Linked DNA regions of Homo sapiens: region 1 is linked to region 2. A link is an interaction called in ENCODE POLR2A ChIA-PET data of the cell type or tissue named here. Cell type or tissue: K562. All regions are shown on one strand. Links, peaks and the distances in the headings refer to the core of each region. The heading gives the core; the rest is flanking DNA. Region 1 overlaps POC1B-DUSP6 (POC1B-DUSP6 readthrough). Region 2 has its middle 18 kb from the start of DUSP6.

Region 1 (15,956 bases), core at 5,442-13,441, 100 kb after region 2:
AAGTGAGATGCACAGCATGGGGGAGGTTCAATACATTCCATTCATAAGTATTTTTTAAAAAGGTACAAAGGGAAAAACATGGTGTTTAAGATTCCTGGCTGATAGAAGTCCAGCAAGTGAGTCTGTAGTACCTGCTTCTCTCAGCACATTGAGATACTCTCCTATTTCAAAGGTGCTAATATTCAGTTCTGAGTAAATACTTACTGAGCATCTATCTATACATACTATCATACAATGATAAATGTACGTATGGTATGATGCCCGCTCTCAAGGATTCCCTGTTGCGATGAGAGAATTCAGACCAGGCAGGGCCCAAATCCCCCACAATGCCTGGCTCATCTCTGGCACTGCTGAATGAGCAGGAAATAAACAAGCAGACAGAACATAAGCAAACACATGATTGCAAGACTGCAGAAAAAACAAATGCTTTGGTAGTTCATAAAAAGAAGAAATTATATCATGTTCTCATTTCCCACCTCTTACTTCTATTGCTAACATTGTGTGATACAGTGAAGCAATAGTAATACAATCATTGATTGATCCTACAAATAAGGACCTCCTATGGTAGGCATTAGAGCTATAGCAAAGAACAAGTCAGACATGGTATCTTCCTTCATGGAGCTTACAATACTCTGGGGAAGTACTTTATCAAAAAGGATGGCAGGGCAATCACTATTCTTAAGTTCTTCTTTGGATAACCCCATGGTTGCCATCTTGAAGATGGGAAATGCAGCCTCACCAAGGGCAAAGAATGAATCTAAGGGCTGAGAAATCCTTATCTATATAGGTCAAAAGGACTCACTTTTCACCTGAACAAATGAAATGGAGTAAAAGATACAGATCTGACTGATGCAAAGAACTACGAAAGTCCTGAGAACTGAATACAAAACATATCACATCCTGGGGACAAATGACTCTTAAAAGGTTCTTTAAATACCATGGTTAATTCTAATGCATACATCTTCATTTGTCACTTATTTTTGAGGATGAATTATTTTAATGCATCAATGAAAACTGAAAATTTTCGCATTGCCAAACACATTTTTATTAGAAAATTAACCATTCAACAACATAACCATGGTCCACACATCTAAACTATTATTATTTACATAATTAACAAAGGAATATTCAAGATACTGTGGTGCTCAACTACGTGCGAAAGTTCATACATTATATCTACTCCCCTTCCTCCTTTCCTCTTCTCTCCTTCTACCACCACCCTTTCCACCACCCACCCTCTGGGCTGGCGAGTCAGAATTAATCACTAGTGCCATTTCACTCCCACAAGACTTCGTGCCATCAGTAGAGGATTTCTCACTCCTTATTATATTTGTGTTTACATATCCGTATTCCCCATTAGATTATGAACCCCTCATGTGGGGTCAGTAACTTTATCATCTCAGGTGCTTGGCATAGCACATGAGACACAGACAAAGCTCCACATTGGTTGAACTGAATTTAATGGACTGTCCTGCATCAGCTGAGCCAATCACAAAAAATTAAATATTAGCAATTTGATAGTATTTGAAGAGAAATATTACCCCCCAAAGTTAAACTAATGCCATTTTCTATTAAAAATTACAATCTTAAATGCCTTCTCAGAGGTACAGTGAGGAAGCAATGTAAGCATATATTATCTAACTTCAAATCACTGGTAGATTTTTATCCCCTAAAGGCATACTTGATAGCTTCTGGCTGAATAACAGATGGATTTTTCTAACAAATGTGAGTGCAAAAGTAGGCATTTCACATGTAAAGATAATCAGTGACTTGAACTTTAGATATACATTCAATCAGTTGGTTAAAATAAGTTAGTTTTGGTTTACAACTAACATTTCTACTCTTGGTTTAATTCTGTAAGTAGAGAAGAAAACAGATAAAAGGCAGAAAATATCTAAGCCAAAGTGTTTCCCATTATTGAAGGTTCTAAAATAGACTTGGGAAGGTCATTTGTCAGAGATATTGTGAAAGATATACAAACATCAAATCAGGAAATTCAATTGAATGCCTTTTAAAGCCCTTTTTATTCCTGATGTTCTGAGATTTTTAAATCACTACACACACACACACACACACACGCACATGCACACACACACGTATGTATAAAACGTCTGCCTGAAATAGACTAGAATAACAACAAAAAAAGCCTTTTGCCTTGGACAAAAATAAAAGCAAATATTTTTCAAAGAAAGACTATATCATTTATTTTCAATGATAAAATTTAGAGTAGGGATTGGAAACTTCAATAATCTCTACATAAGATCTAAGATAATGAATATATGCCAATTGTTCAAGCAAAATTATTTTATTTAGCACCTATGTGCCAGGCAAAATTCCAGGTGCCAGAGATACAGGACTGTGTTCATTTCCTACTGCTGCTGTAACAAATTACCACAAACTTAGTGGTTTAAAACAACATAGATTTATTATCTTATAGTTTTGGAGATTGCAAGTCCAAAACAGGATTAACGGGGCTAAAAACAAGGTGTCAGTAAGCTGCATTCCTTCTGAAGGCTCTAGGAGAGAATCCATTCCTTGCCTTTCCAGCTTCTAGAGGCTGTCCACATTCCTTAGCCCATGGCTGCATCACTCCAATAACTGCTTTAATTGTTATATCTTCTCTAATTCTCATGAATCCCTCTTTCCGTATAAGGACCCTTGTGATTATATGGGGCCCGGTCAGATAATCCAGGATAACCTCCCCATCTCAAGAGCCTTAACTTGGCCGGGCATGGTGGCTCATGCCTGTAATCCTAGCACTTTGGGAGGTCGAGGTGGGCGGATTGCCTGAGCTCAAGAGTTTGAGACCAGCCTGGGCAACACGGTGAAACCCTGTCTCTACTAAAATACAAAAGAAATTAGCCAGGTGTTGCGGCATGCACCCGTAGTCCCAGCTACTCAGGAGGCTGAGGCAGGACAATCACTTGAACCTGGGAGGTGGAGGTTGCAGTGAGCCCAGATCGAGCCACTGTACTTCCAGCCTGGGCAACGAGACTCTGTTTCTTAAAAAAAAAAAAAAAAAAAAAAAAAAAAAAGCCTTAACTTAATCACATTGGCAAAGCCCTCTTTGCCATGTAAGGAAACATTTTCATAGATTCTGGGGATGAAGACATAAATATTTTTGAGAGGAATGGTTGTTCTGCCTACCTCAAGGAGTGAATAAAGAGGCCCTGCTATCATGGTTATACTCTAGTGGGTGAAGGAGAAAAGTAAATATGTAGATATGTGATGTAATGCTAGGTGACAAGGGTTAGGAAGAAAAATAAAGCTAAGCAATGTGCTGTGTTATGATGTAGCTATGCTGATGCAAATTTTATGGAGAAGTGGTAAAGAATAAATTTTGGACGTGTTATGTTTGAGAGGCCTATCAGACTTTCAAGGGGAACAGTCATTAATACAATTGGAAATATATGATTCTAGATTTCTGTGGAGAAGCTGGGTCTAGAAATATAAATTTGGGAGTTACTGGCACGTAGATCTTTTTATCCATGGGTCTATGATCACTAGGAAGGAGCCAAACAAGAGAAGAGTTGCAGAGACTTTAGAAGGCAGGAGCAGGAAAGGTGACTGGTGGCCCTTGAGGTTGAAGACTACTGGCCCAGAAGTCAAGTGAGGAAAGAGCTTCCAGGAGGAAACAGTGATCACCAGGATCAAGTGCCACACACAGGTGGACCGAGATGAGTCCTTCGGACCCTGACATGAATGGAAGAGTGGGGATGAATGCTTGATTGGATAGCACTCAGAAGAATGCAAAGTGAAGAAATAAAGACAGTGAATCTAAGCAACAATTTTTTTTAGAAGACTTTTGCTATAAATGGGAGAAGAGCAATGAGACAGGAGCTGGAAAGGGATGAGGGGCCAAATGAGGTTTTCATTTATAAAGATGAGAAATATATCACAAATGTGTGCTGATAGAAAGAGCAAGCATAAAGAGAGCACTGATGACACAGGAGAGTGAGGGGATAACTACTCGATAAATGGGCTGGATAGACAGTGGCTGAGTGCCCATGGAGCTTTGTGTAAATAAATTTATGGTGAGACGAGCCAAGATGGCTGTCTAGTCAAATCCAGCCCCTTGGGTGTAGGTGTGAAGGAGCCAGAGAAACAGATTTAACCCAGGTTGGCATTTTTCTAGGTGAGGATAACAGAGGGAGAAAGGGACAAGACCATGGATGTAATGATGGACCACAGAATGTAAGTTGGGTAAAGGAGGCCCAGACACAGGGAGCAGGCAGTGTAAAGCAGGAGGCTTGCTGGATGGACGCCTTTCTGGGGCTGACGAATTACCAAAATGGGAGGACTAGAAGAGTGTTGGCCAAAGAGTGGGAGGCTTTACACTAAGTTTGCCATCAGCACAAAGGACTCGGATAGTCACAGAGTTCATCTGAGAATCTTGACAAAGAGGATGGCTGCCTTTCAGAAGTGACTCAGAGTTTTGCTCTAAATTTGGTTCGTTTCTTAAGATCAAAAGCCAATGTTGACTAAGGAGTGGATGGATCCATTAGGGAAACAGAAAAAGGAACTGCAGACTCACCCAGATGGGGCTGTCACAGGACCACAACAAAGAATTCATTTTCAATTCTTAACATTCTTGAAAACATAGGCTGTTGATCCTGAAGGAAAAAATGACAATTTTCTGTCTTCTGAACAGTGGATTATGTATCCTTGTAGGAACATACTCATCTGATCAAGTCTGATTGACTTAAAAGTATGACTAGGATATAATCAAAAAATGTCATGTGAAATTTTGTCCTCCAAACTAAATTTGCTGAATTAAGACTTGTTTGTCCCTCAGGAGAAAACATACATCTTTTTCTCAAAGAAAGAACCTTCAGCTTTGGGGATAAGATTTTATAGAGGACTTTGCTTTTTCTTCTTGAGAGCAAATTGGAAATTGCATTTTTATCAGAAGACTTGAAAAATATACCATGTAGCTATCAACTGAAATATCCAAATGATTAATTCAGTCACCTCGGAAAAGACAGCTGAGGCTACAAGTCTACTGTCTGTCTTTGTCTTTAATCTTTATTATAATCTCTAGAGAAACCTATTAATTTTGAAGCCATTAATGGGTAGTATACAGCTAGGACAAATGGAATCTGTATAAAAATTTCCTTCTATGTTTCACTTCTTATATGATTAAGAAAACACAAACCATTAATTCCTCAAAGGAGGATCTACTTCCTAATGCTGTATGCTGATCTAAAAGTGCACTGCACCAGATGGATCTTAATTAATGATACTCCAAATGAACATAACACCAACTTTCTGCATAAAATTTCCTGCAAACTCAAAAGGGAAAACAAGTAGCCATTACTTCTTTTGTGAACTGTGCCATTACACTTTGAAGGGCATTCAGAGTAAGGGATCCATCCTCATTATCTGTTCCATAACAAATTCAACAAGAATCTTTTACACAACATGCTAAGTGAATAAGGCAAAGATCTATAGTTATCTTTCACACTGTTCAACAAACCCCAAAGAAAAAAATAAGATATTTTCAGATGTAGTTTTAAAAGGGATAAAAGATTTTCATTTTCAGGCAGCTGAGTGAAAAATGTATTTAATATTTTTTCTAAAAAAACTTAGCAGACAAAGATCTATCATCTATTTTAAAAATCTAGTTCCATTGTTTTACTGGATGAAAAATGATTTCCTAACAATAATATAGGAAGCCAATCTAACATCAAACAATTAGATCTATGAAATTAATAAAAAATATTTAACCCTATGATAAAGATTATATAACTGGATACAGTTGAAAAACTGTGGCATAAAAATCTCCAGGAAGAATGACATTCTTTTTTTTTTTTTTTTTTTGAGATGGAGTCTCACTTTGTTGCCCAGGCTGGAGTGCAGTGGTGCCATCTCGGCTCACTGCAACCTCCGCCTCCTGGGTTCAAGAAATTCTCTTGTCTCAGCCTCCTGAGTAGCTGGGACTACAGGTGCACACCACCACACCCAGCTAGTTTTTGTATTTTTAGTAGAGACAGGGTTTCACCATATTGGTCAGGCTAGTCTCAAACTCCTGACCTAAGGTGATCCACCTGCCTTGGCTTCCCAAAGTGGTGGGACTATAGGCGTGAACCACCGTGCCCAGCCACAATAGCATTCTTAAATTGCTTATGAGTAGAGTATCAAATCCTTCATCATAAATAACAAAAAATAAGATTCTATGATAACATGATGCAGTTTAAATATTTTTCCTCCATATATTTTCACGTGTAAAATCATGTAGGTGTTTTCCTCCTTTCTTATTTTGCTGGTGGAAGAAACTCAGAAAGCAAAGATAATAAAAACAATGGCTATGTTTACATAGAAAGATTTTTTTTCCTATAATTACCATGGGGAAAAATGGCCCACCAAAAATAACATTCAAATTTAACCATAAAATTCAAAAATACTTTTCATAGATGCCATGAGTCAAAGAGAATATGAGCTAGATTCTTTTACTTTATAATCAGAATGATGAAGAATTATGATAATATATCTTTTCTCAAACACGCATATGCATGTGTGTGTATGAACATACACACAGATGAGTAAGCAGGAAGTTTTTTTCTTGTTTGTTTGTTTTTTTTTTTTGAGACAGAATCTCACTATGTCGCCAGGCTGGAATGTAGTGGCACGATCTCGACTCACCACAACCTCTGCCTCCCAGGTTCAAGCGATTCTCTTGCCTCAGCCTCCTGAGTAGCTGAGACTACAGGTGCACACCACCATTCCCAGCTAATTTTTCTATTTTTAGTAGAGATGGGGTTTCACCATGTTGGCCAGGATGGTCTTGATCTCTTGATCTCTTGACCTTGTGATCCACCCATCTCGGCCTTCCAAAGTGCTGGGATTACAGGCACAAGACACCGTGCACGACCGCAGGAAGTTTTTAAAGAGGAAGTCATGATACCACTAAAGCATGTCACTACATTATGACATACTTTATACGAAACAAAACCCGTTATGTTTCATAGCCATTAAACATGATGGGCTTTATCCATTTAAAATTTCAGTCTCAGAATTTACCAAATAACCAGCATGATTCAAATAAGCATTCTTTGCTGGGCACAATGGCTCATGCCTGTAATCCCAGCACTTTGGGAGGCTGAGATGGGTGGATGACCTCAGGTCAGAAGTTTGAGACCAGCCTGGCCAACATGGCAAAACCCCATCTCTACTAAAAATACAAAAATTAGCTGGGCTTGGTGGCATGTGCCTGTAGTCCCAGCTATTTGGGAGGCTGAGGCAGAAGAATCACTTGAACCTGGGAGACGGAGGTTGCAGTGAGCCGAGATCGCTATACTGTATTCCAGCTTGGGCGATGGAGCAAGACTCAATCTCAAAAAAAAAACAACCAAAAAAAAACCCAAAAAACAAAAAAAACAAGCATTCTTTTAATGATGCCTCTTGATAAATGAGGTGCAATTAATGTAGATCATCTCTTTATCATAATCATTATCGAATACTATGGAGCAGCAGTTTACGGGTCACCCTGTGGGACCAAGTGTCTGAATCAATCAAGTCAAGATTCTCAAATCCAGATTTCTGTACTGGATGCTCCACACCCAACTCCTGTCTCTTCCTGTCCTAATAAACAGTGCCATTATCCAGCCAGCAGCCAAAAATTTGAGAGATATTCTTGACTCTTCCCTCTTCTCCCATGTACAATCAGTAAACAGAACTTATTGACTCTCTTCAATACCTCATGAGCCAGTCTCCTCTCTTCATCCCCTATGCTACAGCACTCGATCAGACAGTTGTCACCTCATGTCTGGATTACTATTACAATAGCCTCCTAATCCTCCATGCCTCTAGTTTTATCTCCCTCCAACCCCTCCTTTTTCACATCTCCAGAGTAACTGTTCTAAAATCCAAATTTGCTTTTGTCACTCTCCTGGCTGAAAATCCTTCACTGGTCCCCCCAATTCTTAGGGTGAATCCAAATACCTCCAAAAACCTTCAAAACACATTCGAGATCATTCACAATCCATCCTCATCTTTTCTTGTTCCTCAAACTCATGCAATGCTGAGGCAAACCTGAAATGTCCGGTTTCCTGAATTCACTCCCCTCTCAGGGCTTCTTGACTTGTACTTTCTGAGCTGTCCTCGTTCCTCTTATTATCAGGCAAATTTTTAAAGAATCAGCTCAAGTATCACTCACTTTTGGGAAGCTGTATCTGTAACTTTTCTGTCTTCCACTCAAATTCTCCGGGTACATATTTGACCCCCCCACCCCCACCATATAGTTTCTTTATTTAAACACTCCACTAATTACCCCCATAGCAATTTAGGCCCATATCATTATTATTGAACTTGCTCTTTCATTTGTACATTCTCATTGCTTGGTATATAACAGGTACTCAATAAATTTACTAAATAAGATTTTAAAAATTGGCCAGGTGCAGTGGCTCACGCCTGTAACCCCAGCACTTTGGGAGGCCGAGACGGGTGGATCACCTGAGGTCAGGAGTTTGAGACCAGCCTGGCCAACATGGTGAAACCCCATCTCGACTAAAAATACAAAAATTAGCAGGGAGTGTTGGTGTGGCCTGCAGTTCCAGCTACTCCAGAGGCTGAGGCAGGAGAATTGCTTGCTCAAACCTGGGAGGCGGAGGTTGCAGTGAGCCGACATTGTGCCACTGCACTCCAGCCTGGGCGACAGAGTGAGAAACCGTCTCAAAAAAAAAAAAAAAATTAAAAAATCTATTATAGCTTACTCCTTTTCTCACCCTTCCCTCTACTCACTTTTCTACTCCCTTCATACTGGTTCGCATCTGTATTACTCCATTAAAAAAGCTCTTCAGGCCGGGCGCGGTGGCTCACGCCTGTAATCCCAGCACTTTGGGAGGCCGAGGCGGGCGGATCACGAGGTCAGAAGATCGAGACCATCCTGGCTAACACGGTGAAACCCCGTCTCTACTAAAAATACAAAAAATTAGCTGGGTGCGGTGGCGGGCACCTGTAGTCCCAGCTACTCAGGAGGCTGAGGCAGGAGAATGGCGTGAAGCCGGGAGGCGGAGCTTGCAGTGAGCCGTGATAGCGCCACTGCACGCCCGCCTGGGTGAAAGAGCGAGACTCCGTCTCAAAAACAAACAAACAAACAAACAAACAAAAAGCTCTTCAAAAGGTTAGCAATAATCTCCACCAAATTATCAAACATTTTTCAAACTTTCTCTGGACTTTTGGCAATGCTGACTCCATCGTCCTCTTGAAACTATCCTTCCTTGGCTGCCATGACACCATACTCTTTGGCTTCCTTGTTACCTACTAGTCCTTCTCTGCCTTATTTGCAGGCTTATCATCTTTCATCAGATCATTTTATTAAAATTCCTCAGGGAATAGTCCCAAACCCTCTTCTAATTCTATACTTTCTACTCAGGCAGTTGTATCTATGGTTGCTGCTTCAGTTACCACATACATGCAGAATACTCACTTATTCTTCTTTCCACTCTAGACCTTTCCTTTAAGCTACAGATATGTGTACACAACTGCATGTCTGATAGGTACTCCTGGAGGTTTCAAAGGAACGTCAAACTCGGTATGTCCAAACCGGAACTTGAAATCGCAAATTTGTCCCCTTAGGAAATACCCTACTTCAATGAATGGCACATCATTGTATAAGCTAAAAACCCAGGGATTATCTTTGCTAACCCACTTCTTACCCCTGCTTACATATCTCTCAAACGAATTCCATTCTCTTGACTTCCACTAAGATGATCCTAATCCCAGCTACCTTCAGTTTTTGTCTGGACTACTGACTTTTTCTTTTAACTGGTTTCCATGTGTCTCTTCAACTGGCAGGAAGCTTGTTTTCAAGCTACAAATGGCAAAATCATGAAAACGCCTGCATGCCTGATTCCTATGATCCTCTCTAAGCTTGGCTCACATAACACCTTGCCCCACTCCATCTCTGGGTCCCAGACTTTTTTTTACAGGTCCTAAAGTAACACAAGCTCCCCCACAGACACAGCCTTTGTATATATTCGTCCTCTGCCTAGAACATTCCAGTTCTCCCAACCTTTCACTTCAACTCCTACTGATGCTTCAGATCAGCACTTCTCAAACTTTAATGCACACACAAATCACCTGGGGATCTTATTAAAATGCAGGGTCTGATTTGGTAGGTCTGGGGTGGGACCTGTGAATCTGGATTTCTACTAAACTCTTAGGTGATGCTCAAGCACACTGTCCATGAATCATATTTTGAGTAGCAAAGTTTTATTTTATTTTGTTTTATTTATTTATTTTTTGAGACAGAGTCTCACTCTATTGCCCAGGCTGGAGTGAAGTGGCATGATCTTGGCTCACTGCAACTCTGCCTCCTGGGTTCAAGTGATTCTCCTGCCTCAGCCTCCTGAGTAGCTGGGATTACATGCATGTACAACCATGCCTGGCTAATTTTTTTGTATTTTTAGTAGAGATGGGGTTTTGCCATTTGGCCAGGCTGGTCTTGAACTCCTGACCTCAGGTGATTCACCTGCCTCAGCCTCGCAAAGTGCTGGGATTACAGGCATGAGCCACTGTGCCCGGCCTTGAGTAGCAAGGTTTTAGATCTCAGCTCAAATACCTTTTCCAGGAAAACTCTCTCTGATCCCACACATTACTGCCTTCAATTCATACTTTCACTGTACTAACATTCATACTTTCACAGTTTTTGCTTACCGTTATAACCCACATGCATCCCCCATCCCCAGCTCCTACCTAGTGTCCGACACGTTCATTTTTGTGAAATGAATGAACAATGTCCATTGAACGTGACTTAAGCTGAGTCATTTCCCTTCATGATGCTAACACCACAAGATGCACTACCCTAAATTCAGCTCCCATGGAAATCCAGCTCATCTTTGGTTAGCACACTGAAAAATTTTCTGTTTCTTCCACTCATTTGGGGTCTGCAGAGATATGGACAGAAGAGTAATTGATTCTACATGCACTGGGCTTTCTACTCTAACAAGCTAGTTGGCCCCAGTCTCCACGTATCTACCACTGCACCAAATTCTCTTATGCCAGGTACATAAAAGTCTGAGGAAAACAGGGAAATCCTAGTTACCATGGTCAGATCCAAATATCCCACCTTGGTGTGAGGAATGGCTGGGGGAAGGATGAAGGTAGGAAGAAAAGAGACAAATTTTTAGTACATTTTCACTTTTTTCCCATTAAGAAAAAACAGCTTAAATTCTCTTAAAATTCATTTCTCCTTACACTTAGGAAAAAAATTTTCAGCCTGACCAATATGGAGAAACCCCATCTCTACTAAAAATACAGAATTAGAGGAGAGTAGGTTCCAAGATGGCCAAATAGGAACAGCTCCAGTCTACAGCTCCCAGCGTGAGCAACGCAGAAGACGGGTGACTTCTGCACTTCCAACTGAGGTACTGGGTTCATTTCACTGGGGCTTGTCGGACAGTGGGTGCAGCCCACAGAGCATGAGCCGAAGCAGGGCGGGGCATCGCCTCACCCAGGCGATGGGGTCAGGGAATTCCCTTTCCTAGCCAAGGGAAGCCATGACAGATGGTACCTGGAAAATCAGGACACTCCCACCCTAATACTGCGCTTTTCCAATGGTCTTAGCAAACAGCACACCAGGAGATTATATCCTGCACATGGCTTGGAGGGTCCCACGCCCATGGAGCCTTGCTCTCTGCTAGCACAGCAGTCTGAGATCGAACTGCAAGGCAGCAGCAAGGCTGGGGGAGGGGCGTCTGCCATTGCTGAGGCTTGAGTAGATAAACAAAGTTGCCAGGAAGCTCGAACAGGGTGGAACCCACCACAGCTCAAGGAGGCCTGCCCACCTCTGTAGACTTCACCTCTGGGGGCAGGGCATAGCTGAACAAAAGGCAGCAGAAACTTCTGCAGACTTAAACGTCCCTGTCTGACAGCTTTGAAGAGAGTAGTGGTTTTCCCAGCACAGAGTTTGAGATCTGAGAACAGACAGATTGCCTCCTCAAGTGGGTCCCTGACCCCCGAGTAGCCTAACTGGGAGGTACCTCCCAGTAGGGGCTGACTGACACCTCATATGGCCGGGTCCCCCTCTGAGACGAAGCTTCCAGAGGAAGGATCAGGGAGCAACATTTGCTGTTCTGCAATATTTGCTGTTCTGAAGCCTCTGCTGGTGATACCCAGGCAAACAGGGTCGGGAGTGGACCTCCAGCAAACTCCAACAGACCTGCAGCTGAGGGTCCTGACTGTTAGAAGGAAACCTAACAAACAGAAAGGACATCCACAACAAAACCCCATGTGTACGTCACCATCATCAAAGACCAAAGGTAGATAAAACCACAAAGATGGGGAGAAGCCAGAGCAGAAAAGCTGAAAATTCTAAAAATCAGAGTGCCTCTTCTCCTCCAAAGGAACGCAGCTCCTCGCCAGCAACGGAACAAAGCTGGATGGAGAATGACTTTGACAAGTTGAGAGAAGAAGGCTTCAGATGATCGGTAATAACAAACTTCTCTGAGCTAAAGAAAGATGTTCGAACCCATCGCAAAGAAGTTAAAAACCTTGAAAAAAGATTAGACGAATGGCTAACTAGAATAAACAGCGTTTATGACCTGATAGAGCTGAAAACCACGGCACGAGAACCATGTGACGCACGCACAAGCTTCAGTAGCTGATTCAATCAAGTGGAAGAAAGGGTATCAGTGATGAAGATCAAATGAATGAAATGAAGCGAGAAGTTTAGAGAAAAAAGAGTAAACAGAAATGAACAAAGCCTCCAAGAAATACGGGACTATGTGAAAAGACCAAATCTACGTCTGACTGGTGTACCGGAAAGTGATGGGGAGAATGGAACCAACTTGGAAAACACTCTTCAGGATATTATCCAGGAGAACTTCCCCAACCTAGCAAGGCAGGCCAACATTCAAATTCAGGAAATACAGAGAACGCCACAAAGATACTCCTTAAGAAGAACAACTCCAAGATACATAATTGTCAGATTCACCAAAGTTGAAATGAAGGAAAAAATGTTAAGGGCAGGCAGAGAGAAAGGTCAGGTTACCCACAAAGGGAAGCCCATCAGACGAACAGCAGATGTCTCGGCAGAAACTCTACAAGCCAGAAGGGAGTGGGGGCCAATATTCAACATTCTTAAAGAAAAGAATTTTCAACCCAGAATTTCATATCCAGCCAAACTAAGCTTCATAAGTGAAGGAAAAATAAAATCCTTTACAGACAAGCAATGCTGAGGGATTTTGTCACCACCAGGCCTGCCTTACAAGAGCTCCTGAAGGAAGCACTAAACATGGAAAGGAACAACCGGTACCAGCCACTGCAAAAACATGCCAAATTGTAAAGACCATTGATGCTAGGAAGGAACTGCATCAACTAATGAGCAAAATAACCAGCTAACATCATAATGACAGGATCAATTCATACATAACAATATTAACCTTCAATGTAAATGGGCTAAATGCTCCAATTAAAAGACACAGACTGGCAAATTGGATAAAGAGTCAAGACCCATCAGTGTGCTGTATTCAGGAGACCCATCTCATGTGCAGAGACACAATAGGCTCAAAATAAAGAGATGGAGGAAGATCTACCAAGAAAATGAAAAACAAAAAAAAGCAGGGGTTGCAACCTTAGTCTCTGATAAAACAGACTTTAAACCAACAAAGATCAAAAGAGACAAAGAAGGCCATTACATAATGGTCAAGGGATCAATCCAACAAGAAGAGCTAACTATCCTAAATATATATGCACCCAATGCAGGAGCACCCAGATTCATAAAGCAAGTCCTTAGAGACTTACAAAGAGACTTAGATTCCCACACAATAATAATGGGAGACTTTAACACCCCACTGTCAACATTAGACAGTTCAACAAGACAGAAAGTTAACAAGGATATCCAGGAATTGAACTCAGCTCTGCACCAAGTGGACCTAATGGACATCTATAGAACTCTCCACCCCAAATCAACAGAATATACATTTTTCTCAGCACCACATTGCACTTATTCCAAAATTGACCATATAGTTGGAAGTAAAGCACAACTCAGCAAATGTAAAAGAACAGAAATGATAACAAACTGTCTCTCAGACCACAATGCAATCAAACTAGAACTCAGGATTAAGAAACTCACTCAAAACCGCTCAACTACATGGAAACTGAACAACCTGCTCCTGAATGACTACTGGGTACATAACGAAATGAAGGCAGAAATAAAGATGTTCTTTGAAACCAATGAGAACAAAGACACAACATACCAGAATCTCTGGGACACATTCAAAGCAGTGTGTAGAGGGAAATTTATAGCACTAAATGCCCACAAGAGAAAGCAGGAAAGATCTAAAATTGACACCCTAACATCACAATTAAAAGAACTAGAGAAGCAAGAGCAAACACATTCAAAAGCTAGCAGAAGGCAAGAAATAACTAAGATCAGAGCAGAACTGAAGGAGATAGAGACACAAAAAACCCTTCAAAAAATCAATGAATCCAGGAGCTGGTTTTTTGAAAAGATCCACAAAATTGATAGACCACTAGCAAGACTAATAAAGAAGAAAAGAGAGAAGAATCAAATAGATGCAATAAAAAATGACAAAGGGGATATCACCACCAATCCCACAGAAATACAAACTACCATCAGAAAATAACATAAACACTTCTATGCAAAGAAACTAGAAAATCTAGAAGAAATGGATAAATTCCTGGACACATACATCCTCCCAAGACTAAACTAGGAAGAAGTTGAACCCCTGAATAGACCAATAACAGGCTCTGAAACTGAGGCAATAATTAAGAGCCTACCAACCAAAAAAAGTCCAGGACCAGAACGGTTTCACAGCCGAATTCTACCAGAGGTACAAAAAGGAGCTGGTACCATTCCTTCTGAAACTATTCCAATCAACAGAAAATGAGAGAATCCTCCCTAACTCATTTTATGAGGACAGCATCATCCTGATACCAAAGCCTGGCAGAGACACAACGAAAAAAGAATATTTTAGACCAATATCCCTGATGAACAGCGATGCAAAAATCCTCAATAAAATACTGGCAAACTGAATCCAGCAACACATCAAAAAGCTTATCCACCACGATCAAGTTGGCTTCATCCCTCAGATGGAAGACTGGTTCAACATATGCAAATCAATAAACGTAATCCAGCATATAAACAGAACCAAAGACAAAAACCACACAATTATCTCAATAGATGCAGAAAAGGCCTTCAACAAAATTCAACAGCACTTCCTGCTAAAAACTCTCAATAAACTACGTATTGATGGGACATATCTCAAAATAATAAGAACTATTTATGACAAACCCACAGCCAATATCATACTGAATGGGCAAAAACTGGAAGCATTCCCTTTGAAAACTGGCACAAGACAGGGATGCCCTCTCTCACCACTCCAATTGAACATAGTGTTGGAAGTTCTGGCCAGGTCAATCAGGCAGGAGAAAGAAATAAAGGGTATTCAATTAGGAAAAGAGGAAGTCAAATTGTCCCTGTTTGCAGGTGACATGATTGTATATTTAGAAAACCCCATCGTCTCAGCCCAAAATCTCCTTAAGCTGATAAGCAACTTCAGCAAAGTCTCAGGATACAAAATCAATGTGCAAAAATCACAAGCATTCCTATATACCAATAACAGACAAACAGAGAGCCAAATCATGAGTGAATTCCCATTCACAATTGCTTCAAAGAGAATAAAATACTTAGGAATCCAACTTACAAGGGGTGTGAAGGACCTCTTCAAGGAGAACTAGAAACCACTGCTCAACAAAATAAAAGAGGCCACAAATAAATGGAAGAACATTCCATGCTCACGGATAGGAAGAATCAATATTGTGAAAATGGCCATACTGCCCAAGGTAATTTATAGATTCAATGCCATTCCTATCAAGCTACCAATGACTTTCTTCACAGAATTGGAAGAAAATACTTTAAAGTTCATATGGAACCAAAAAAGAGCTCATATTGCCAAGACAATCCTAAGCCAAAAGAACAAAGCTGGAGGCAT
Region 2 (15,956 bases), core at 4,437-12,436:
CCTGTCCTTCTTATCTCACAAGTTTCTATGTGTGATAAATGAGATAGTAAATATAAACATTTTGCAAGGCTGAAATGTTAAAGAAATGCTAGGGAATCCTATTTGCCCTGCTAATTAAGGAACCAGTGTGTGGCAGGGAGAGGGAGGCCTGGTGGAGGGGAAAACAGGGCTGTTGGGCCATTTAGCCGAGAATAGTATTTCCAGAGAATGGAATGAAAGAAGCAATGCAGAACAGCAGATGCGGGCTCCTGTTGATCTTTCGCAGGGTGACCCCCATACATCTCCCATTTGACACGAATGTCACCGAGCCCAATTAGAATTAGCCTTTCACATAACATTCAAATTCCTGGACTTCCGAGGACAGCCATATAAGGGAGGAACAGCCACAGCAGATAAGAGGAGAGGAATGGAGAGGCAAAAGGTTACAGAAAAAAAAATGGAGATTTTGACATTCCCCCACACAAAGGACAAGATGTCTCAACAAACCCTAGAATTTTGGAAAAGATTTAACTAAAGAATATTTATCCAAGTGGTAGGCCCTTCTTTTTCCCAGCATTTCTGTGTGTGGTGGGGTATTTATTGTTATTATTATTTGTTTGTATTTCCAGAGTGTATTTTTATGTGTTTGGTTTTTATTTGTTTTGTCTTCTATTCATTGAATTTTTCATTTCCTTTTGCTGCACTCACTATGCAAAGCTACTCTGTGCCCCCCAACTTGTCAGCCTAGACACAGAGCAGAGCTCTTCATGTCAGGGTGTTCACTTCCACTAGAATATATTTTTAAAATTCATTTTCATGCTAATGATGCCCCTGCAAAGATGGTGAAGTGTGGAAAATCAAGTTGCACATGATGTTAAATCATGAAACTGAAGCATTTTTAAGGTTCCCTAAGATGCTTTAAATGAGCCTTTTTGGTAATTTCAGGGCTCCAGATCACTTAAGCAGAACATTTTTTAAATAAAAATAAAAATTCTTTGATGTGTACCGAAGAAGGGAGGTAGAAGAAACTGTCAAAAGTGGGCAGCCTGACAGCTCTCCTGACAAGGGAACCCCTGCACTCTATTTTTAAACCGACCTGTGTAATTTAGGAGAGAAGTCACCATGTCTCCTGATAAAGGTTTTGGGGGCGGCTGGTGGATAAGTTTGCAGTGCTGGAAATGGCAGTGCCACCCACACTGAGAAGGCAGAGCTGCAAGATTCTGCCTTTTAGTAGAACTGGAAAAAAAAAACAAAAAAAAAAAACGCCAAAAAGTGTGCATTTCCTGAGTAAAATGGAAGCAGCCTCTAAAAGAGAAAATGCAGAGGCCCCCCAGATCTTCTGAAATTGGTGTGAATGCCACCTTATTGGTGTCAGTAACAAAGAAGAGAGGTTAGTGATGCAAAGCTTAACTGAGTGGCATGGAGAAATATTAGTCATGGGCATAAATAAATACGGTTGTTTAATGTCATTCCATTGAGAGAGATGGCGCAAACCTGATAGTTTCAACAACGCCTCCAGTACTCCAATAACTGGTCCTTAGAGGGATGGTGAAGACGGAGATTCATCTCCACAAACAGAACACAAAATAATTTGAGTTATTTAACCTCTGAGTTGTATAATCTGAGTTATTTAACCTCTCTGAGCTGTAGTTTTCGTCGTCTTTAAAATGGACTGTAGCATTGTGCCTTGCAGGGTTACTGTTAGAGTTAAATAACAGCACAGAGTAAGCAACACTTAACAAAAACACAGGGAAAAAACTCATGCCCTGAGCATCTGCCAGACCTTGAATTGGTTGGAAGGGCTCTCAGTACGAGGAATTAGAAGGGGTTTTCTTGGAGGCACCACATTATTCTTCTTTGGCAATCAAATAAATGACCCAGCTGCCTCCTCCAGCTTCTGGTTAGACCAATGCCTGGTCCTGAATCAAGATCTGACAAAGACCAGTCAGTACCTCTCCCTCAACACCCACCATACTCACTCTCACTCTCTCTCTCTCTCTCTCTCATTCTCTCTCAGGCCACAGCCAAAAGCACACTCTGTGCCAGTGCCCAGCCTTGGGCAACCGACCCCGACATGGGCCCCGAAAGGCAATTGTTTGACTGAATAGAGCCTCTTATTAAAAATTAATTTCTGTCAAACCCAATTGCATACGAACACAGCCTCATTGTGATCACTACCGTGACTTCTGGAAACAAACATAAGCCCTACTGTTGCCAAAAGCAAGGGGCAGTTTAGGATAGTTCTGAGTCTTGATCTATGAATGCAGCCAGCAGATTCCCTGAGGCTCACAAAGGCATTTGTCCCCTGGAGGACAGAGACCAGCTCCATTTTCTACTGCCCCTCCATGCCCCACACCCACTCCCTGGGGCATAGTCATAGAGACCAGTGAGCATGCTCCTTAGTGCAAACACACACACACAAAATACAAGTTCCGCCACTTCTAAGGGAGTGTGCTTGCCCTTTAAGAGCTTAGGGTTTCTCCTCTGTAAGGCTAAAATAATGATTAACACCACTACCTAACCCACAGGGTCGATGTGGGAGATATGAGATAATGTAAGTAAAAGCATCTGGAATACAGAGAGCAGGTGCTTAATAAACAGCCATCCTATTCCCATAACATCCTGCCCTGGGTATCCCTCTATGGGATATTGTCTTCTACAATGTTTCTTCTAAATTTAGAGTACTAAATGGGGATGGGAGTCATTTTCTTGATAGCAATGGGTTGAAGAAAACAGAGACCTCAAGTTAAAATGCTCTAGATCCAATTTACGTATCCCACACATCTCTAATAAACTTTGATTTTTCTCTTCTACATGAATTGTCTCTTCTATTTCCATATCATGAGATCAAGGAGAATCAAGAGTTAGAGGTGGAAAGCTTATCATGTCCTCCTCTTCCCCCTACTTTGCATATTTTCAACATTTTTGCCATTAAAAACTTGGACCTGACATTGCATGAACTTCTAATATGGTGCAGAGATGGCTAGCTTTTAAAACGAGTGCTACCCTACTGATGGAGAAAGAATAAAAATAGTAGCCATGTCCAGTGAGATGAGGGTAGCGAGTCTGAAAGAGGGCAATCAAGCAATAGGGATCAGTGTAAAATGTGGGAGGCTGTTGATGCAGTCATTCCACTTTCAGGAATTATTGAAAGGAAATAATTAATGAGGCAAAATCAATAACTTACATGATACTATTGCTGATCATAGTAAATGACTGCAAAGAAGCTAAATATTCTAAAATAGGAAGTTGATTATATAAATTATTAGACATTCATACAATAGAAAACGATGTAATAAAGTTGTTTTTAAAGATGAGGTAAAGCTATGCTCAGTTAAATGGAAAGACATTCCATAAATTGTTAAAGTTTGTGGGAAAAAAAATTTGTTGCAGAAAAACATATGAATATAATCCTGCTTATGTAAAAATATAAAAATATATGTTTCTATATATTTATGTAAGCATTTTTTAAATCCTAAATATGCTTTGTCAAACTTTTGAGTGGTTATCTCTGGAAGGAAGATTATAAGAGGGCATTTTTTTTTTTTTTTTAGACGGAGTCTCACTCTGTCGCCAGGCTGGAGTGCAGTGGCACAACCTCGGCTCACTGCAATCTCCGCCTCCTGGGTTCAAGGGATTCTCCTGCTTCAGCCTCCCAAGTAGCTGGGATTACAGCCACACACCACCACACCCAGCTAATTTTTGTACTTTTAGTAGAGATGGGGTTTCACTATGTTGGCCAGGGTGGTCTCTATCTCCTGATCTGGACCTGGAGATCTCCTGATTATGTGTCTGGAGTCCCAGCTACTCACCCACCTCGGCCTTCCAAAGTGCTGGGATTACAGGCGTGATATAAGAGTACTTTTAAAAAACATTTTATAAATGTAGGCATGGTATGAATTGTGTAACTTAAGCCTCTACACATTTATAATGACCCAAACAAATTTTTTTAAAGCATGTTGCAAAATTTAATCTTTCTCATCTACAAAATTTTTAAAATTTGAGAGTATATAACTAATAATACAGTTTCAAAATATACAAAACAAAGCTTGGTGAAATTAAAGGGAAAGACAGACAATTCAGCAATAGAAGTCATAGATTTAAACATCCCCTCTTTGCAATTAATAGACCAACTAGACAAGATGTCAGTAAAAATATGGAAGATCTAAACACTGTCAACTAATTACAACTAGTTGACATTTATAGAACAATATACCCAACAACTGCAGAATACATATTCTTTTCAAGTGCCCATGATATGTTCACTAAGATAAACCATATGATACACCATAAAACAAGTCTCAGTTATTTAGAAGTATTGAAATTACACAGAGTTTGCTCATAGCCACCATGAAGGTAGATTGGAAATCAATAATTAAATGTCTAGAAAAGTTCTAAATGTTTAGAAATCAAATAGTACAATTCTCAATAATCCAAAGGACCAAGAAGAAGTTACAAGGAAAATTAGAAAATATTTTTAGCTGAATAATAATGAAACTATAACATCAAACTTTGTGGATGCAGCTAAAGCAGTGATTAAAGGGAAATTTATAGCTTTGAATGCTTATCTTAAAAAAAAAAAAAGAAAAGAAAGAAAGGTCTAAAATTAAGTATGTGAGCTTCCCACATTACAAGCTAGAAAAAGAGCAAAGTAAATCCAAAGTAGAAGGAAGGAAATGTTCAAATAAGAGCAGAAACCAAAGAAATGATAAGAAAACAAACAAACAAACAAAATTAGCATAAGAAAAGGGTTCAGAAGAGCTTTAAGATCTCTTTCTCCAAAAAGTTCTGTAATTCTAAGTGCATTTAGCATATCAGATTCCTAAAGACTTTCTTCCTATCTCTGGGTGAGAAACAAATGTTTATTTAGCAAACATTTGTTTATTTGCTTGTTTCTTTTAGGCAAAACCCTAAAAGAAATGATATAAGACATATACCATTCGTACCCCAGAAAATAAGCAAGTACAGTAGGCCATCCATATTCTGAAATTTCTCATCCATAGATTCAACCAATCTTGAATCAAATATATTCAGTAAAAAAAGATTAAAAATAGCCAGGCGCAGTAGCTCATGCCTCTAATCCCAGCACTTTGGGAGGCCAAGGTGGATGGAACAATTGGGCCCAGGAGTTCCAGACCAGCCTGGGCAGCATGGCAAAATCTTGTCTCTACAAAAAATACAAAAATTAGCCTGGTGTGGTTGCATGTGTCTGGAGTCCCAGCTACTCAGTAGGGTGAGATGGGAGGATCGCCTGAGCCTAGGGGGGTGGAGGCTGTCTTAAAAAGAAAAAGAAAGAAAGAAAAGAGAAAAAGAAAGATTAAAAATACACCATAACAACTATTTATATAGCATTTACATTGTATTAGGTATAATTAGTAATCTAGAGATAATTTAAAGTATACGGGCGGATGTGGATAGGTTATATGCAAATACTACTCCATTTTATATAAGGGACTTGAGCATCTCCAATTTTTGAGGGAACTATCTGAGGGGAGTCCTGGAACCAATCCCCGAAGTATACTGAGGGATGATTGTATACATTACCTATCTAATGATATGCAGTGACTTATTAAGAGTCTAGAAGCCGGGCATGGTGGCTCACGCCTGTAATCCCAGCCCTTTGGAGGCCGAGGCGAGAGTATTGCTTGAGCCCTGGAGCTTGAGACCAGCCTGGACAACATTGTGAGACACTGCTTCCACAATAAATACAAAAGTTAGCCAGTCATGGTGGCACGTACTTGTGGTCCCAGCTACTCAGGAGGCTGAGGTGGGAGGATCACTGGAACCTGGGAGGTCAAGGCTGCAATGAGCTGAGATCACCCCACTGCACTCCAACCTGGGCGACAGAGTGAGACCCTGCCCCCTCCCCCTACAAAAAAAAAAGAAAGAAAAAGAGTCTACCAAGTACAGGGCACTGAGCTTTCCATATGCATTTCATTAATATGCACAGTGCTTCTATTTGTTCATGCATTCTACAGATAATTATTGTAGTGCCAGGCACCATCCTAGGTGATAGGTCAACGTTAGTATTTATGAGCTAGGTATTACTGCTCCTATTTTATAGTTGAGAAAACTGAGTTTCAGAGAAGAAAAGTAACTAGCTCAGCATCACAGGGTATTGTTAAGCAAAAATGTCCAACCTATCTGAAAGCCTAGTTTTTAACAACTATGCTACATGAAAAGACACTAAGCCACAAAGATGAAGGCACAGAGTTGAGCCAACATCTATAATAGAATATGAGAAACTATACAATGGCAACAAAGACAAATTGCCTTGGGACCATGTTAAATCAACTCCTAATCTTTTCAAAGAATTCAGAAAGCTTCTGAGAAGAGGTGACTTTTGAGCTAAGACTTGAAGAAAAATTTGTCAAGAACGGTAGTAAACACATCATCACATTTAAAGTGTACAATAACCCTGAAAAAAATAGCATTATGGTTCTTTCACAGAAGAGAAAACTGAGGTCAAGAGAGATGAGGGGCTTGCTCAGAATCAGTCAGTTACTATGGTATATGCCAATGTCCATGCCAAGCATTTCACAGCCATTGGTCTCCTGACAATCCTGACGTTTAGGCAGCACCACCACTAACATTGTTGCCACTTGGTCTTGCCTAGGTCTTGGCAATAGCTTGTGCTTTAGTGGTGAAGCTGAAATATACACCCAATTCAGCCTTACTCCCAGACCCAAAAAGTAGGTTCTGTGAAAGTTTTCTTGCGTATGAATCCAAGTCCTGGGTTCTAAAGGGAAGAGTGACCTTAGGAAAGAAAGAGATAAAATTAATTTATTTAGGCACATGTCAAGAAATTCGCTCAGTCTGACCAGGCACAGTGGCTCACACCTGTAATCCCAACACTTGGGAGGCTGAGGCAGACGAATCACTGGAGCTCAGGAGCTCAAGACCAGCCTGGGCAACACGGCGAAACCCCATTTCAACAAAAAATACAGCCAGGCGTGGTGGCATGCACCTGTTGTCCTGACTACTTAGGGGGCTCAGGAAGGAAGATCAGTTGAGCCTGGGAAGTCAAGGCTGCAGTGAGCCATGTTCACGCCACTGCCCTCCAAGCTAGGTGACATATGGAGACCTTGAAAAAAAAAAAGAAAAGAAAAGAAAAGAAAGAAAGAAAGTGAGAAAGAGAGAGGAAGGAAGGCAGGAAGGAAGGCAGGAAGGAAGGAAGGAAGGAAGGCAGGAAGGAAGGCAGGAAGGAAGGAAGGAATTCCTTCTTCCCACCAAAACAAATCTCCAGTGCACCTAAAATAAAAAAAAAAAAACAACCTAAAAATGCTGATTATCACTTCAAATTAAGGAATAGGCTTCAAAACATTTTTTTAAAACCTCACTTCTCCCCACCCGTCCCTACAGGTTGATTTACGCACACTTCTTAAGCCAAGTCAAAGAACTGGCTTAACTCTAGTTTCCCTTAGAAAGCATGACTCCAGGCTGCCTGAGCTTCCTCTGTCCTTTTGTGACCTCCTGATGACCTGGGAGTTCCACCCACTTTTTAGGGCCTCTCGGAGCCTTGAATCTACACATCAGTGGGATTTAGTTTCCCTTTTGCTTTAATGACTCCTCAGAACCTTACTCATGTAGCAATCTCACCCACTTCCTTTCTTGTTTCTCTGGTCCTTATGGGCTATAGCCCACCTCTCCTTCCCATGCAGGCAGGTTCTCAGGGACAATGGTGATTTATTTATTTACAGTTCTCCTTATATTTTGTTTGGTTAGCTTTTATTTATTTCTTTTTCTCAGGTGGGGGAAAAAGCTAGGTTATGTCTTTGGGTGTCAGCTAGTAATCTTTCACTTTTCTTCCCATGTAACCACCCCCACCCGTTTTTTTTGTTTTGTTTTGTTTTTTGTTTTTTTTGTATAATTATAGGTTTCACCTCATCAGACAGTTAGACTTTAAATTGGTCTATCTTTAGGCTGAAGAAATCATCTTGAAAATTCAGAATCAATACAAGAATCATGGTACTAGATTAGTATCACTAAGACTCAACATCTAAAAATGAAATATTTAAAAATATATACATGTTTTGAAAAGAAAGAAGAGGAACAGAAGAATTGGAAAATGTTTGACTCAACTAGCTCATGCATGTACCTTTCCTATCTGTCCTCCAAGGAGTGAGGGAAAGACTTTGTTAAGAATAACCACCATCAGCAAAACCCCACAATTCTGAAGCTCAACCACACAAAATGCAAAGGGATATTTGGCATAGAGGAAGTGAACTTCACAGAAATTGCATGTGGCCGTGCAAAGAATTCTGCAAATTTAACATATCACAAAGAATGTACTGAACAAATTTTGTTATGAGTTTTCAAAAGCCTCTCACATCTCTCAATGGTCTCCAAAGTAAACACATCTCCCACACTGTAGCATCCATTACTATAGTTTTGAGTTTCTGCTCTGAAATGATGCAATCTTCTACTCAGGACGGCTTCGTAAATATCTTTCCCAAATGATGGAGAAACAGAATTCAACTTCACTTCTTTCATTCCTCAAAGAACATGTCATGCAGGGCTGCACGTTAGTGGCCATCAACCAGGAAATATTTCGTAAACAGAATTTGTACTCCATTTATTCTGAGTTTACTTTTAGAAGCCACTTATCTCTTTTAGAAGAACTTCCCTTGCCAATCACCTTTTGGAAAAGGCCTGGAAGAGACACTCCCTGAGGACGTGCAGAATCCTAGGTCAACAGCATATACAGTGGAAATAAATAACTAAAGTATCTACATCTTAGGATGGTCCCTTTCCTTCCTAAGACAATCAGTCTTTTCAGAGCAATTGAAACACATATGCAGGTGTACACACATGGACGTGGGTGTACACACACACACACACACACACACATTGCAATATCTCCTCTAGTACATTCTTTGATATGTGACCATTACTTCTTCTCTAATAATTGTGATTAAAACTCCCAAAACAAGGAATGTCTTTGGAGATGGAAAGGCCACTAAAATTCATATTGTTCAATGCTCTCATTTTGCAAATGATGATGCTGAGATCCAGTATGTTAAATTTATCCCAAAGAATTTATATGCTCCTAGAATTTTCAGATAAGATTAGAGTTTCTCCTTTTGAGACCTCTTAGCGGAAAGATCAAAGGCTCTGAGGTCAGCCCAGCCCGGTTTCAAATCTCAGCGCTACTGTTTACCACTTGGAGATCCTAGATAATTAATCACTCTAAGCCTCCATTTTCCCATCTACAAAATGGAGATAATAAGAGCTGAAAGAATCCAGAATATAACACTGTGAAGAGTTTTCTTCTAAACATTCGTTATCTGCTTAAAAGCAGAGCCTCCTAAAAGAATTCAACTGTTAAAACTCCCCTCCCAGGAGTTTTGTAACCAGGAAAGATTGAAATCACCTAAACAGGCATTGTCACAAAATGATAGTATCTCCCATCTATTCTCCTACAGGCCTATTTATCTTTCCTACAAGTCATTTGTTTTCCTATAAGTAATCTTCTCCCTCTCTCCTCCTTCACCTATTCCTTCACCCTCTCCTTCACCCAATTCTAAGCACCTCCTTGAGTCATACTTTTTGGTAAATTCCCAAGTACTTATGTGAATAAAAATACATGTTTTCTCTTGCTAATCTATCTTTTGTGAGTTTAATTTTCAAGCCTCCAAAAGTTAAACCTAAGAGGATAGAGGAAAAAGTTTCCCTCCCCGACAGAGCTAACATGTATTAATTACTTACAACAATCAAGGCCCTGTTCTAATCATACTGAGTGTATTAATTCAGTTACTTCTGACCATGTCTTTTTTTTTTTATTTTTATTTTACAGATAAGGAAACTAAGGCACAGAGAGGTTAGCCAACTTGCTTAGCGTCAGACAGCTAGTAAGTGATGGAGCCAGAATTTGCACCTAGCCATCAAGCTCCAGAGCCCTTGTGCTTAACCACTGTGTGACAGTAACCTTACCTCGCAAGAGGGTACTAAAGATGAGATGAGATCATCTGCACACAGCTTCCAGCCTGGCACAAAGGAAGGGCTCCATAAATGTAGATGCCATTTTGACCATTAGAAAACCATCTGTCAATCTGCTGTTGATAAAACCAGGGTGTTTCCCATCTCTCATCAAGGGATTAGAGTAGCGCAAAGACTCTAACCTGTAAGCAATGTAACTAATTTGTGTTTTCATTAGCCACAGCTTAATGGCCGGTGTGGAGGGTATTGGAGTTCCAGAAAACAGACAAGGACAAGAGAGCCAAAGGATAAAAATCTATCAGAGGTATCCAGCATCATTCAATCGAACTTAACCTTCCAGTAACTTAAAAGATGTGGTTTTGTCTGTTTTGTTTGTTTTACCGCAGAGCAGGAATATTTCTCTTGACCTTTATATAACTTAGATGAAGTATGGCACAAACTCCTTTGATTTTGATTCCGGCCTCATCAGCAATGTTGTGATCGCAAATTCAACTCTATTCTCACCCTGGGAAGAGAGTAGTCTGTACCATGAGCAATATACCATGAGAAGAGTATAAAGCAGATGTTAAAAAGCTGGGCTTTTGGCCAGGCACAATGGCTCACACCTGTAATCCCAGCACTTTGGGAGGCCGAGGTGGGTGGATCACCTGAGGTCAGGAGTTTGAGACCAGCCTGGCCAACGTGGTGAAACCCTGTCTCTACTAAAAAAATACAAAAATTAGCTGGGTGCAGTGGTGGCCGCCTGTAATCCCAGCTACTCAGGAAGCTGAGGCAGGAGAACTGCTTGAACCTGGGAGGCAGAGGTTGCAATGAGCCGAGATTACACCACTGCATTCCAGCCTGGGCAACAGAGCCAGACTCTGTCAAAAAAAAAAAAAAAAAAAAGCAGCAGCTGGGCTTTCAAGTCAAACATCCCTGTGAGCAAATACCAGCTTCATCAAGTACCTGGGGAACCTTCAGCAAGTTACTTAATTTAAACTCTCTGAGTTTCTGTTTAAGCATCTAAAGGATGGAAATTTAATATCCCTACAAAACCTACCTCGTAGGATAGTTGAGCCAGCCTGATGGCAAACAGCACAATGTATTCTTTTTTAAATTCATAAATTGCACCAGGCATGGTGGCTCATGTCTGTAATCCCAGCACTTTGGGAGGCCAAGGTGGGCAGATCACTTGAAGTCAAGAGTTGGAGACTAGGCCGGGCGCGGTGGCTCACGCCTGTAATCCTAGCACTTTGGGAGGCCGAGACGGGCGGATCACGAGGTCAGGAGATCGAGACCATCTTGGCTAAAACGGTGAAACCCCGTTTCTACTAAAAATACAAAAAATTAGCCGGGCGTGTTGGCGGGCGCCTGTAGTCCCAGCTACTTGGGAGGCTGAGGCAGAAGAATGGCATGAACCTGGGAGGCGGAGCTTGCAGTGAGCCGAGATCGCGCCACTGCACTCCAACCTGGGAGACACAGCGAGACTCCGTCTCAAAAAAAAAAAAAAAAAAAAAAAAAAAAAAAAAGAGTTGGAGACTAGCCTGGCCAACATGGCAGAACCCTGTCTCTACTAAAAATAGAAAAATTAGCCATGCATGGTGGTGCATGCCTGTAATTCCAGCTATTCAGGAGGCTGAGGCACGATAATCGATTAAACCCAAGAGGCAGCAGCTGCTGTGAGCTGAGATTGCACCACTGCACACCAACCTGGGTGACAGGGTGAGACTCTGTCTCAAAAAAACAAACAAACAAAAATAATAGATTGGCTTTATGATTTATCAGTCTCTTGCAAGAAGTCTTCCATGACCTTTCCCTTCCACAAATGGATATAAACAAAAGAAAAATAAAATCCCCTGCTCCACTAAATTTTTGCAGTACTTCTGGATCTTACTTATGAAAGCAGTTTATGTTACACATTATGTGACAGTCGAAGTGCTGAGCATTTTACGTGCATTTTCTCATTTAATCCGGATAACAACAGTGTGAGGTAAATACCATTATTATTTCCATTTTTTAACAGATGGGAAACTTACTAAGATTAAGCACCTGGCCTAAGGTTACACAGGTAGCTAGTGATGAAGCTTATATTTGAACCTGCAAGAGTCTAAATCCAGAGACTATGTTCTTTATGCTACTTGTTACTTTATATCTTATAATGATTTATGTTCAAGGCTGTTTTCATTTCAAGGCTGAAAGGTCAAATTTGTGTCTAATTTATCTCTTTATGGCACTCAGAACATTCCCTGAATATAATAGGTTGTCTATGCCTTGTTGAATTAATAAATGAATAGTGGCATACATAATTCCATTCCCCAGAGCCTCATCAATTACAATTTATTTGCATTTTTCTAGGTGCTTTACGTCAATTTTCTCATTGAATCCTCCCAACTCCATCAGCTAAGTGTTATTATTATTCTCATTGCACAGGTGAAGAAACCAAGGCTCAGAGAGACTTGTCTGAAATTGAGGATCTACACAGACTAGGCAAGGTCACATGGCTAACAAGTGACAGATCTGGGTTCACATCTGGGAAAACTGAACCCACTGACTGAGCTTGTAACCATCACTCCTCAGCTGAAAATAGGATCAGAACAGAGATAGCCTCATCAAACCATGGGCATAATTTATGGTCCACTCAGCCAGCATTTCTCATTTTAAAAGTTTTAAACCTGAATTGCTTCTGTCAAAGAGTTAGAAGGGACTCAAAAATGTGAAACCTTGGATAGAGATCAGTGGCAATTCCAAAATATCCTTATAGGAAGGGTTTGGGAATAACAATCTCATTGAAATTGGGGGAGGGGGATAAGGAATTTTGAAATTATCGTAAAGCTATATTTTAATATGAAGCTCACTGTTTTGTCAATCAGATTCTATTATTGTGGGCTGCTGATGGATATTATAAGGGCATATTAAAGAAGTAATCACTATTCTGCTGGAGGATATATTAAAAATGTGTATTTCATGAATCTGTATGTATGTATGCCTATCATTTTTCAAAAGTGGTTTAAACATCAATAAAGTGAAAATTCAAATCAATAGATGACACAGAGATTTTTTGAGAATTCAAACATCATCATGACAATAATAAACGTCAGGAAGGTCTTGCAGAGATGTGTGAGTAGCCAGTAAATAGCCGTGCTCAGTGCAGTTGGTTGCACAGGAATAGCTGCAGGAAAAGAGAACGCACCTCGTGCTTAGAAGACCAAGGACTCCGAGTGCAGACGTGATCCAGGAAAAGGATGATGGCATCATTGCCGACCATTCCCTGAAGGGGTCGGTCCAATGTATTGTGGCAGTCACAAAAGCAAGCATCATCAGGAAGGATGTCAAAAACAAAATAGAAAGCACAATCTTATGAGCGTTTGCACACACGCACACACATATACACAGAGAGACACCAGAATTCATTGGCTCCAGAAATACTGAGTATAGTTCCAGCCATCAAACCTGAAAAATGGCATAATGAAACTGGAACTTACTTAAAGGAGGTCCCTTAAAATGATTAGGGTTTGAAAAGAAACCAAAGAGACTTTAAAACACTTCAGCCTAGAAAGACAAAACATAAGAGTTGGCGGATCAGGTTGATAAAATCACAAAGGGTACTGATTAAGTGAACACAGATTCTGACACCAAATCCCAGCAAAGCAGACCTAGAAGCCCTGGTAAAATTTTTAAAAAAGTGCTTTTAGGACTATTTATATTTTCAAGTGCTACTTTATAGGGCAAGTAACAAACTAGAAAAAAAATCATAACTCTAAAAGTCTATAGTTGTGAGCCCATGATAGTTATGGTGCAGTTATACCTACACTATATGCTCAGCCTTTTGATGTCCATCTTTGGAAAGACATCTAGCAAGCTCCCTTTAATGCTGTTGTTCTTTGAATGCCCTAAGAGAGGAGATGCTAGATTAAATGTTGGTTTACTACACATGGCAGATCTGGTAATTCCCAAACAGGACAATCAAAAGAATCACCTGAGGGCCATTTATAAAAAACCAGATTCCCAGGCTTCATTTCCAAAAATTCTGAATCAGTAAGTCCGGGGCTTAGCAACTCTAAGAGAAAATCCTTTCCATAGATGAATCCAAGGTATAAGTTGATTGGCTGAAATGGAATCATGTCCCACCCCTGAAACAATCACTGAAACCAGAAAATGAGGCCTTTTTTGGCCTGGGCTGGGTTATATACCCTTCCCTATGATGGGAATGGAGTTTTCTCCAGAAAAGAAGAAGGTAGATGACTAACATTCAGTGCCCCCTACTTCCTGAGAAACAGAACCTCAGTTATATTGGTACAAAAGTAATAGCAGTTTTTGCAATGATTGTAATGGCAAAAAACACAATTACTTTTGCACCAAACTAATATTAGGGGAAGCTTGTGTCCAACTGAAAGTCTGTATCCCCAGCCTCTCTAGCTATGGCCATGTGGCTAATTCCAGCCATTAAGAACATGGAGTACAAGTCTGCTGTAGGATTTCCAGCAGGCATCTTTAAGAGAATTGACTCAAGGAAGTAAACCTTTTTTCTTTTTCTCTTTCCTTCTTTCGGTGACAGAATGTATGACTGGACAGGGAATCTCTATCTTGTGATCTTTAAGATCAAAGACAGAAGAAGCCTGAATCTCAAATGATCTCATAAAATTGTCCTACCAGGCTTGAATTTCCCACTCCTGGCTTTTATAGATGAGAATAAACCCTCATGAGTTTTGATAATTTTCAGTTTTCATTCTCTGTTGTAGACTTCTGAACCTAGTCCTCCCTGATACTGTAGAATTCCACAACTACAAGTAACTGGGAAGGGAGGATAGGCAGACAAAAAAAATACAGTTATTTCTGCACTTTGCAACTTCTCTTTAAATTTTATCTCTCATATCCCTAAGCATCTTGATTTTTTATCTCTGTTTTACATCTTGAAAAATATTGTTGCCATCTCTTGCGAGGAAGTTTGTCTTTTACTACTTCCAAAGCTGGGTGTAATTCATTACTCACAACTGTCACATCTTTTCCACATCTATGTGAAAAACTAGCCCCTCTTCAAAACTGAGTTCAAGATTTAGTATAACCAAAAACACTTCTAGGCCAGCCCCACTTCAATCGAGATAATCAAAAGTATCTATTCTTTCAACTTAATCTCTCTGACTCTGTTTCCACATTTGTTAAATGGATTCAATGAGTGGATTTCAAATATGTTTAGGCACAAGTCCCACATGAGTCTCCTAGAACTCCATGTAGGGTTATACAGGTTGGGCATGGCCATTTGTATCATTATCTTTCTGACTGATACCCTGTAGAGCTGTGCAGTGTACATCCTGCCTCCAAATGTAGCCTGGTCCTTCCCTGAGGAACAAAGTTTGAAAAGCATTGTACTGATATTTTTAATGCATATACTCAATAGAGGACTAGTATTTAGAGTGTCCAAGCACCTCTGATATCAATACAAAAAAATAGAAGTAACACAACTGAAACTTGACAACAGATTTGAACAGGCTCTTCACAAAATAAAATATCTTATGGCCAATGAACACAAGAAAAGGATCCAACCTCATTAGGAATCAGAATAATGGAAATTAGAATCAAAATAAACTACCATTTCACATCTACTAGATAGGTGAAAACTAAAAAGTGTAAACAAAACAAGTGTTTATAAAAAATTTGGGAGAGTATGAAAAGTTAAATATCATTAGTGGGAATATAAGTTGGAATATCCACTTCAAAAACGATTTTAATTGTCTGAAATTGAGGTTCTACACAAACTATGCTTATTCCACTCCTCTGCAAACCACCGGGAAACGTGTACACATGAGCATTAGAATACATGCACAAAAGTATTCTTAGCAGTATTGTTCAAAATAGTCAAAATTAGGGGGAAAAACCCAAATTCTACCAATGTAAGATTACCTACTATAATGTAATACATGAAACACTATATTTTGCATGAAAATAATGTATACCATAGCTACACTCAATAACTTGGGCGACTCAATCTCAAATATAATGTTTTCTCTGACAAAATAAAAAAATTAATATTCTTTTATAAAAACTGTTTTATTTTATGGGTC

The links. ChIA-PET counts read pairs that join two places held together with the same protein. Peaks named below come from ENCODE experiments on the same cell type or tissue, not always from the same donor. Only the 100,000 strongest peaks of a DNase experiment are listed, where the experiment ranks them.
Region 1: POLR2A ChIA-PET joins it to region 2 with 5 read pairs; 4 of 35 experiments call an interaction of 5 or more read pairs at or near these places.

The regions. Positions count from the first base shown.
Region 1 is chr12:89,429,379-89,445,334 of GRCh38, forward strand. All of the region lies in intron 9 of POC1B-DUSP6 (POC1B-DUSP6 readthrough), which reads right to left. All of the region lies in intron 10 of POC1B (POC1 centriolar protein B), which reads right to left. LOC105369889 (a long non-coding RNA gene) reads left to right here. Exons shown (of 4, transcript NR_189732.1): 2 at 11,203-11,366. Among named protein-coding and RNA genes, the nearest start is that of DUSP6, 85 kb to the left of the region's middle. In K562, for the core only: no CTCF peak of the experiment used is centred there; no DNase peak of the experiment used is centred there.
Region 2 is chr12:89,326,558-89,342,513 of GRCh38, forward strand. No RefSeq gene overlaps it. Among named protein-coding and RNA genes, the nearest start is that of DUSP6, 18 kb to the right of the region's middle. In K562, for the core only: no CTCF peak of the experiment used is centred there; a DNase peak (open chromatin) is centred at 7,474.